2 separate regions of the Homo sapiens genome follow, and region 1 is linked to region 2. Evidence: chromatin contacts called from ENCODE Hi-C data. All regions are on one chromosome and are shown on one strand. The core of a region is the stretch at or near the end of the contact, and the rest is flanking DNA. Distances in the headings are between cores, read along the strand shown.

The links. Hi-C counts contacts between places; a loop is a spot of excess contacts on that map. Pooled maps may share reads with other maps.
Region 1: a pooled map shows a loop between it and region 2 (10-fold over the local background). The contact joins the promoter of DCLRE1A here to the promoter of DUSP5 in region 2. A Hi-C loop is called at or near these places in 2 of 37 single-sample maps with no recorded cell type and 9 of 50 pooled maps.

The regions. Positions count from the first base shown.
Region 1 is chr10:113,852,810-113,857,486 of GRCh38, forward strand. It overlaps DCLRE1A (DNA cross-link repair 1A), which reads right to left and starts at 1,273. Exons shown (of 9, transcript NM_014881.5): 1 at 1-1,273. The coding sequence starts at 373. It overlaps NHLRC2 (NHL repeat containing 2), which reads left to right and starts at 1,852. Exons shown (of 11, transcript NM_198514.4): 1 at 1,852-2,241. The coding sequence starts at 2,064. RefSeq lists a silencer at 1,962-2,321 and an enhancer at 2,332-3,036.
Region 2 is chr10:110,494,837-110,499,505 of GRCh38, forward strand. It overlaps DUSP5 (dual specificity phosphatase 5), which reads left to right and starts at 3,071. Exons shown (of 4, transcript NM_004419.4): 1 at 3,071-3,664. The coding sequence starts at 3,286. It overlaps DUSP5-DT (DUSP5 divergent transcript), which reads right to left and starts at 1,646. Exons shown (of 2, transcript NR_187547.1): 1 at 1,552-1,646. RefSeq lists an enhancer at 1,593-2,116 and silencers at 2,598-3,127, 3,138-3,277, 3,348-3,407, 3,528-3,797.

The DNA of each region.
Region 1 (4,677 bases), core at 23-2,522, 3.4 Mb after region 2:
AATTTGGACAGTATCCATCATAAACTGGACGTATCTTTGGGGACACGTGTTGGCTTTTTTGAGTTCTACAGAGTTTTCCTGGAGTAGTTTCCTTGTCTTGGGTCTGCTGAATACCATCTCCACAACTTGAATTCTGACTAGAAGCAACAGAAGTCTGACAACCTGCATTTCCAAGGGGCACTTCATGGTCCTTCACCTCTTTAGCTTCTGCGGCTCTTTTTCTGTTTCTACTCCGTTTTGACTGGTATTTTCCATCTGTTGCTTTTTCAACAGATTTTAGAATATTTTTAGAGCCATTATTTGGATCAACTCGTTTTGGTTTTCTTTTAGATTTGTATTCCCAAATGTCTTCTTCGGAAATGTCTTCTAACATGGCAAAATGATTTTATCATTCAAGAAGTATTAATCTTAAGTAAACTGAAAGTCCATTTCTTGTCACAAACAAAAAGTTATAGAATTATTTTGCTGAGAAAAAAAACAAAGGTAACAAAACCCCCACCAACTCAATGGGAATCTGCAGTGTTGGTAATGAACATATTGGCAAGCTACAAACCTTGTACCTGACAACACCTGCTATTCCATTTATACCACAATGAAACTAAGATAAACCTATCACAGGAGTAGCAACTGTGAAGTTCTCCATTATGGGTGCTATTTCATTCAAATATCTTGTCCTTTTCCAGGGCTTGATTCATAAAAATAATACTTCAAAAATTAAGCGCTAATGGCAAATATAGGTTCAACAGCTTAATCTTAGAACGAGATTTGTAACATTGTTATGAAGCTACTGTCAGTTCTTTCAAGTGGACAACCGTCCAAATAATTCATAAATCCAACCACAGTCCCTGGACAAAGGGCTTAACAGGTATCCCAAACACTAAATGACTATCTAACAAAACTAGTCACAACATAATCAAAGAGATGTGTAATTCGCAAAAAACTGCGAAGTCACTGCCCTCATCCACGACTAGTGGATACTCAACCACTTCAGTTTCCCGCGACAGTCCATGATCTTCCTCCAGCAGCAATGAACAATCCCTGCACAGTGAACAAAAAAAGTTGATATGTGAAAAAAGTTCAAATATGTGAAAGAGTGGGCTTGTATTGAGGTCTGACTCCGTATTGCACCCATGGTTCCGAAGGTGGCCAGCCCTCTGTCCACCTGACTCAAAACGGGGTCACACGCCAGCCTCTCCCTTATCTTTTGGCATTAGAGGCTGGGAGGCCAGGAAGCGGGGCCTTAATCATCTCCAGGTTAAGCATAGCGAGCTCCAAAAAGCCCTCAGAGTCCTGCCCTTCTGAAGACTCTAAGGCCCGCCCTCAAGGACCCTCACCGCCCCCCACCTGCCACTCGGCACCCCAAGGGAGCCGCTCCAGCTGCATCCGCTCCTCCCGGCACCCCCATCTAAAAATGTGTTCGCGCCCGCACTTTCAGCACTCCCAGATGACAAAACGCTGTGTTTGTGTATAAGTGAAAGCCACTCGCGCCAGTCACTTCCAGTTTACAAAGCCTTCTCTCTGGAGGTTATCCCTACCCGCTTTACCTTTAGGGTCTTGGCGGGAACAAGTTCCCGCTGCCAGTGCCGTGTCGAATCGGCGGATGCTGTTCAAAGAGAGAGACTTTAAAAATAATTTTTAAAAATACATTGCCCTTTTAAGTCCTACGGATTTATTGTATTTTATTTGTGTTCGAAAGTCCGCTAATTCCCAATGTGGAGGGTTGGGGATGTTTCCCTTAGCGCCTCTGGGACGCTGTCCCTAAGGCCTTATTCCATGTTGAATCTGACGCTCTCAATGTCCAGGCTCGGCTGCGGCGTGGGGACCGAAAAGGGGCGGGGTGGGTCGGACGGCAGTTTAATTACGTCCCCGGGAACTGCGCCGATTTGGACTTTTGGCACTTGGACCTATGCTTTAAAAAGAAAAAAGTGTCATTGGCGTGGAGTGGGGCTAGTGGAGGGTGAGGTGAATGCGCCGTTTGGAAACCACAGGACAGTGAACGTTTCGTCTCTCCCAGCGAGACTCTCCCGCGGGCCCGGCGGCCGCATCGGGAGCCCGGCGGAAACATGGCGGCGCCCGGAGGCCGGGGCCGCAGCCTCTCCGGCCTGCTCCCCGCGCAGACCTCGCTAGAGTACGCCCTGCTCGACGCCGTTACCCAGCAGGAGAAGGACAGCCTGGTCTACCAGTATCTGCAGAAGGTGGACGGCTGGGAGCAGGACTTGTCAGTACCCGAGTTTCCGGAAGGTGAGGGGCTGGCGTCGGGGTGGGGGCCCCTCCCGGCACCTCCCCTTCCTCGGGGACGGCGCCCTCCCGCGAAGCGGTGGGCTAGGCGGGTTTGTGCCGCTGGCGCCCCGGGGAGTGGCCCTTCGCCTAACTTGGGCCGCTGTTCGCGTGTTCTGCAATTCCCAGGGGTCCCCAAGCGGCCACCGACGGGGGTTTCCCTGGCACGGGGATCCACATACTCGTCTGTGTATCCTGAGTTCCGCCCGCGCCTGATATTAGCCAAGTGGACACTCCGTGAATATTTAGTGTCCCCGGTGGCAATGATTGCAACGTCCACACCATTCTGTCCATTCAATCTGGTTCCCCAGTGTCTTCTGGTCATCTTTCTGCATCATCTTGACATTTATTGATCACTTTTTCATGTATCACACACAGGGTTTTTTTTTGTTTTTTTTTGATACGGAGTCTCGCTCTGTCTCCCAGGCTGGAGTACAGTGGCGTGATCTTGGCTCACTGCAACCTCCGCCTCCCAGGTTCAGGCGATTCACCTGCCTCAGCCTCCGGAGTAGCTGGGACTACAGGCCCGCGCCACCACGCCTGGCTAGTTGTTTTGTTTTGTTTTGTTTTGTTTTGTTTTGTTTGTATTTTTAGTAGAGACGGCGTTTCACTATGTTGGCCAGGCTGGTCTCGACCTCCTGATTTCAAGTGATCCTCCCGCCTCCGTTTCCCAAAGTGCTGGGATTACAGGCGTGAGCCACCGCGCCCGGCCTGCCACACACAGTCCTAAACACTTGAGGGGATACCTAAACACTTGAGGAGATATTACCTTATTCAATTACCTCTATATCCCAGTGAGGTGCTCCTATCATTCCCCTTTCACAGTTGAGGAAATGGAAGCACAGAGAGGTTAAGTCACATGCCCAGGGCCTCACAGCTGATAACTGCCCCAGTTGGATTATACAGGCCCTGGATTTGCTGGTTTCTTAGCTGTACTGTGCTTCTCCGTTCAAAGTCGTGAAACTAATACTTTTAAAAATCGGAATCAATTATAGCCTATTTCCAGGGTTTAAATCCTGGCCATGTGAGCTTTTGGAGCATGAAGGAACAGATATTCCCGGCAGGGATGTTTGTGAAGCATATCTTGCCATGATAAATGAAAACGTATTTTACCTTCTTTGGATGGGAGTAGCATTGCTTTGCCTGATGGTGCTGGCATGTGTCCTGGCGTGACACTGAAACCACATGTATAGTTAATTGGTTGGATGTGGCAGAATTCAGTTATCTCATGGGAGGTATATCGGAACCTGCCTCCGACAACAGAGTATTGGTGTCTTTCCAAGTCTTTTGCACTACTCACCTTGAGAAGTGCTTATTTTTCCTGCTATTAATCTTATACTGGATTTGAAATATTGTGGAATTCTTACAAAAGAATTGGGTACATGAATGCTTATCCCATCAAACTTTAAAAGATTGTTTACATCTATACAAATATATGATTTTAAAAAGTTTTGGTGCAGAAGGTAGTTATATAGTAAGTACACTGTTATAAACAAGCAGGCCATCAACTGGGATTTGGGGAATGTTTTTTATTTTCTAGTCTTGTTTGTATTTACAGGGAGTGTATTTTATTCCCATGAGATTTGACCTCTGTGACTCATAACTAAAAAAACATATAATAAAATATTCAGGCTTTGTGTTTAACACAGTATGATTTTCTCCTGGACCCGATTATTGAGGACAGAATGCTAGAAATGACTGTTTTCTTGGTTTCTTTAGCAGTAAACTATAATCAGGAAGTCATAAACATAACTTTATTTGAAAAACTGTATGCTTTGTTCATTTCTTAGAAGACTTACATGTTTATAGGAGACAGTGCAGTGTAATGGATAGATTCACAGAGACCTGGAATTAGATCCTTGTTATTTCCATTTTGTTGGTTGTGTGATTTTGAGCAAGTTACTTGACCTCAAAGCCTTATATTTCTCACTTGCAAAACTGAACTATTATTTACCTTTCAGGATTATTATTTGTATTGAAAGTAATATATGTAAAATTCTTAATTCACAGAAAAGCTTACTAAATGTTAGCAGCTTTTTATTGTATTCATTGTAATTATTGTTATTGTAAAATAAATTTTATTAAGCCTGGTAAGTATCTAGCACGGTGACTAAGATGTAGTCATTCTTTCTATACCCCCTGATCTAAGCCACTCTTGACTATTTACAGAAAAGTCACAGAAGACAGATTAATAAATATTTTGCAAGTAGGATATGAAATATACATTAATTAGTCTGAAGTTTTGTATGATCACTTGATCTGGTATATAATTAATATTTTAACAAAATGGATAATTAAGAGGTCACTGTACCCTGAAACCTCATTAGTTTGGACTAATTGGCCCAAATACTAGTTTGATCTGCAGATTTTTTTTTCTAGAATTTTGTTATGATTGAGTAA
Region 2 (4,669 bases), core at 1,821-4,320:
TTTCTGGGCACCTTCCTTGGTGTGACCAACTCTAGCTTATTAATATGAATAAACTTCACCCACTCCTCCTTTTCCTGCTACCCTCACCCCAGACCTGCTCCTGTAGAGTCCCTATCTAAAGGTTAAAAACTATGGTGTTGGCCAGGGGTAGTGGCTCATGGGTCATACCTGTAATCCCAGCACTTTGGGAGGCCAAGGTGGGCGGAGCACAAGGTCAGGAGTTCGAGACCAGCCTGATCAACATGGTGAAACCCCGTCTCTACTAAAAATACAAAAATTAGCTGGGCGTAGTGGTGTGTGCCTGCAATCCCAGCTACTCAGGAGGTTGAGGCAGAAGAATTGCTTGAACCTGGGAGCCGAGATCACGCCACTGCACTCCCGCCTGGGCGACAGAGCGAGACTCTGTCCTAAAAAAAGAAAAAGAAAAGAAAAATGCTAACCGGGTGTGGTGGCTCAATCCCAGCACTTTAGGAGGCTGAGGTGGGAGGATTACTTGAGGCCAGGAGTTTGAGCCCACCCTGGCCGACATAGTGAGAACAAGCTTTTTTTTTTTGAGACCGAGTTTCGCTTTTGTTGCCCAGGCTGGAGTGCAATGGCGCGATCTCGGCTCACTGCAACCTCCGCCTCCCAGGTTCAAGCGATTCTCCTGCCTCAGCCTCCCAAGTAGCTGAGATTATAGGCATGCGCCACCATGCTCGGCTAATTTTTTTGTATTGTTAGTAGAGACGGGGTTTCTCCATGTTGGTCAGGCTGGTCTCGAACTCCCGACCTCAGGTGATCCGCCTGCCTCCGCCTCCCAAAGTGCTAGGATTACAGGCGTGAGCCACCGCGCCCGGCCCGAGAACCTATCTAAAAAAAAAAAATCCGGAAACAAAAAAATCTTTGGTGTCCCTCTCCAGTTCTCTCTCCCCATCTCACCCCTCCCAGCATCTCACTTCCTCAATGTGCTCCCATTCCTATGGCCTCCCCATAGCTGCTGTCACTGCCAAGTTCTGGCAAGTCCATATCAGCTCATGTCTAGATTACCCATGAAATCCTCCCATCCATCCCCCAGACTCCGGACCCCACCACCACTCTCAAATAAAGCACCGATCCCGCACAGAGCCGCCTCAGCGATGTTCCCAAATGCTATCCGGATCTTGTCACTGAGTAAGATCCCTCGTTGGGGACTGCCCGGCCAAAGACTAAGACCCAAATGACTCAAAACAGCACAAGGCCCTCTGTTGCCTGACCCTGCTTAATCTGCTAATAAATACCAGAAGGGCCTTAGTCTCCCACATACCTCCAGTACGCACCATGCTGGGGGGGTTGCGTTTTTTGTTTTCTTTACCCCAAGCAGTTTCCTCTGCCTGGAATCTCCCCTCCTGCTTCGCAGCCTGGCTTACAATTCATTCCTCGGAGTTGGCCTCAGCTCTCCTCTCCTCGGGAGGCCTTCTCCAGCCCACGCCCCACCCTGCCACACCCCTACTGGGCGCTCTTCCCCACGGACTACAGGCCTTCCCCTTCCCTCTGGGCTGGGGGCAGCTGGGGCTGAGTATAAGTCTTACTCACGTTGGTGCCGCCAGCCCCAAAACAAAGCCTGGCCCACGTGGGTGCTCCGCGTATGTGTGTGGCTCTAGGCGGAGATGCCGGGGGTGGAAAGAGCCGGTAACAGAAACAGAACGTGCTAGAGGAAGAGCAGCCTGCAGGGAAGGCTGGCACAGATAACCACAAAAAGAAAGAAGGCCCCCGCATCACGTCTTCACCAAGACCCCACTGGCAAGGCGAGGACAGCGCCTTTGGGTGGATGCATCTGTGACCCAGAGGCAATGCTGGCTGTCCTGGTGTCTGATTTGATTGCATCTGATTTCAAAATTTGATCTCTGCTTCCTTCTGAAAACCTCATTCCCTTATGTCAGTTGTCAACAAGCCCTTGTCTAGTGCGGGCAGACTGTTTTCCATCAAGCAGTCCCAGCCAGGCTAACAATAAAATGGTTGGCAGTGAGCTTGGGGGCAGAAACCTGTTTCCATCCATGTGTCCCCGCAGCTAGCAAAGCCCTGGCACACGGCTGACCCTCAATAAATGCTTGCTGAATGGGTGAATTGTGTCTGCTTCCCCAGGAATAGGGGTGGGAGGCCTGAAGCCCCTGGGGACCGGTGGGGGCAGACAGCCTGAGATTAAACTTGATCCATAGATAATCCCCCAAATCCAGAAGCCACCTGGACAACAGTTGGCTGAACTGAGCTCCATCGTGGGATACATGCTGATGGTACTGCTGAGTTCACCAAGGGTCTCCCCGGGACCAGAAAACAGCTCCTCAAAATACAACTTATTATTCTAATCATTATTGGAGAGTGACAGAGAAAAGAGCGTCAATCCTTTGAGGGCAGAATCCATTTAGGAAGATTAAATGGCTATTCTCACCGCCGACCCCCAACCCCCGTTTTTACTTTTACAAACTTTATTATGAAAAATATCAAACATACAGAAAAGTGGAGAAAACAGTATAACGAATCCGGCCACCCATCACCCAGCCTCAGCGATGACCAACCCGCGCCTGACCTCTCCAGTCATCTATACCCCACCCCTCGAGGCAAATCTCCGACGTCCTCTCCTTACACGCGCAGACCTCGGTAGCGACGGGAATCCGTTCCGGACTCCTCTGGGGCCCTGGCCGGCTCCCTCGGCCCTGCTCAGCGCGGCGCGGGCGGGTTCTCAGCCCACGTCCGTGAAGCTGAAGGCCGGATCGTGCGGCGCCGCCCCGCCCCCCACGGCGCTTCCTCCTCGGTCCGCACCGCGAGGGTCACCGCGGCCCCGGAGCGCCTGGGACACTCGACCGGCAGCCGCGGGTGATGCGCGAGTGAGTCCCTCAGCGAAGCGCGGAAGAGAGAACGAAGAGGCGCCTTCCACTTCCTCTCGCTCTAACGCCGGCACCCGCCCCGCGCGTCCCTCGCCCCCGCTGCCCCGCCCCCTGCAGGGCGTGGCCACGGCCCGAGGGGCGGGGAAACACCCATATTTGGCCTTATATGGGCAGCCGCGTCACGGACGGCACTCATTCACATAAAACGCTGCGCGGCCGGCGGAATCCCCGGCTTCTAGGGCGGCGAGCGGCCGGGCTGGCTATCGAGCGAGCGGGGCGGGAACGCGGAGTTGCGCCGCCGCTCGGGCGCCGGGCTCCGTCGCGGCCGCAGCCCCGCGGGTCGCCCTCCCGTGCCTCGCCCGCGGACACCCTGGCCGTGGACACCCTGGCCGTGGGCACCCGCGGGGCGCGCGGCGCGGGGCCGCTGGCCGGCGGCGGCGGCGGCATGAAGGTCACGTCGCTCGACGGGCGCCAGCTGCGCAAGATGCTCCGCAAGGAGGCGGCGGCGCGCTGCGTGGTGCTCGACTGCCGGCCCTATCTGGCCTTCGCTGCCTCGAACGTGCGCGGCTCGCTCAACGTCAACCTCAACTCGGTGGTGCTGCGGCGGGCCCGGGGCGGCGCGGTGTCGGCGCGCTACGTGCTGCCCGACGAGGCGGCGCGCGCGCGGCTCCTGCAGGAGGGCGGCGGCGGCGTCGCGGCCGTGGTGGTGCTGGACCAGGGCAGCCGCCACTGGCAGAAGCTGCGAGAGGAGAGCGCCGCGCGTGTCGTCCTCACCTCGCTACTCGCTTGCCTACCCGCCGGCCCGCGGGTCTACTTCCTCAAAGGTGAGCGCTCGGGGTCCCTGCCACGCTCGCCCCTCCGGCGCCCCCGGGTCCCCTCCCTGCGCCGGGGCGCCCTCCTACACCCTGGGACCGGGAGAGTCACCACCTGCAGGAGTCTGCACCCTGTGGCTTGTTGTGCGCTTGGGAGGGCACTGCAAATGTCAGCACTCAGAGCTCCCCCTCTTCCCCACCCGCGTTCCTCGAAAGCGCCCGGCAGCGGGTCTGCCCGGTGGTCTGGGTGGAGTTGGTTATGCTGCGGGGGCTGCTGCTGTTTAGCAGTTTGGGGGCCGTCGGCTCGTGCCGGGCACGAGCCCCCTTTCCAGACGCGAGCTTCGCCGCTGTCGCTGGGGTCAGGGCTCGGGGCCTTCCTGATAGACTGATCTGGCGGGATCAGCAGGTCGCGATCCACTCTCCCTTGGTGTGGCGCCGTGGTGCCCCCCTTCCTCCCGCCTAGCCAGCTGTGGTCTTCACCGACCCCCTTGCCTTTTTGACCTGGCGAGTCCCTTCCCTTTCCATTTCATTTTATTGCTTTTTATTGTTTCCCTCCGGCCTCTTCTCCCCTCCTAGGTCTTTTCTCTAGCTCAGTTTGGAGCTCACATCCTTTCCACCCTTTTCACCTCCTCCTTCCTCCGCCCCAGGATTATCCCTGGGACCCATCCTGAGCTGAGCCTACAGCCAGCCAGCCACGAAATAGAGGTGCGCGGGGGCAGGGTGGTATGGAGATTCTGCGGCCTTTGATTTGACACCTCCCGGAGCTACCGCCACAGGCCTGCCCATTTCACCTGCCGGGAAGATAACTTTGGCTTCTGGTGGTGGGTGGGTGATTGACTCTCAAAATCCAAAGCATTGGTTTTTTCTGGGTTACTTCCTATGACTGCTCCTGCTTTGTGTTTGAGTCCTTTGTAACCTCAAATGACACCCGGGGAGACCTGACCCACATGTAGAGATGAGGGTTTAGCCCCAGCAGGGCCCCAAGGCCGTGCCAGCCCTGGCGCGGACACCTTGGGA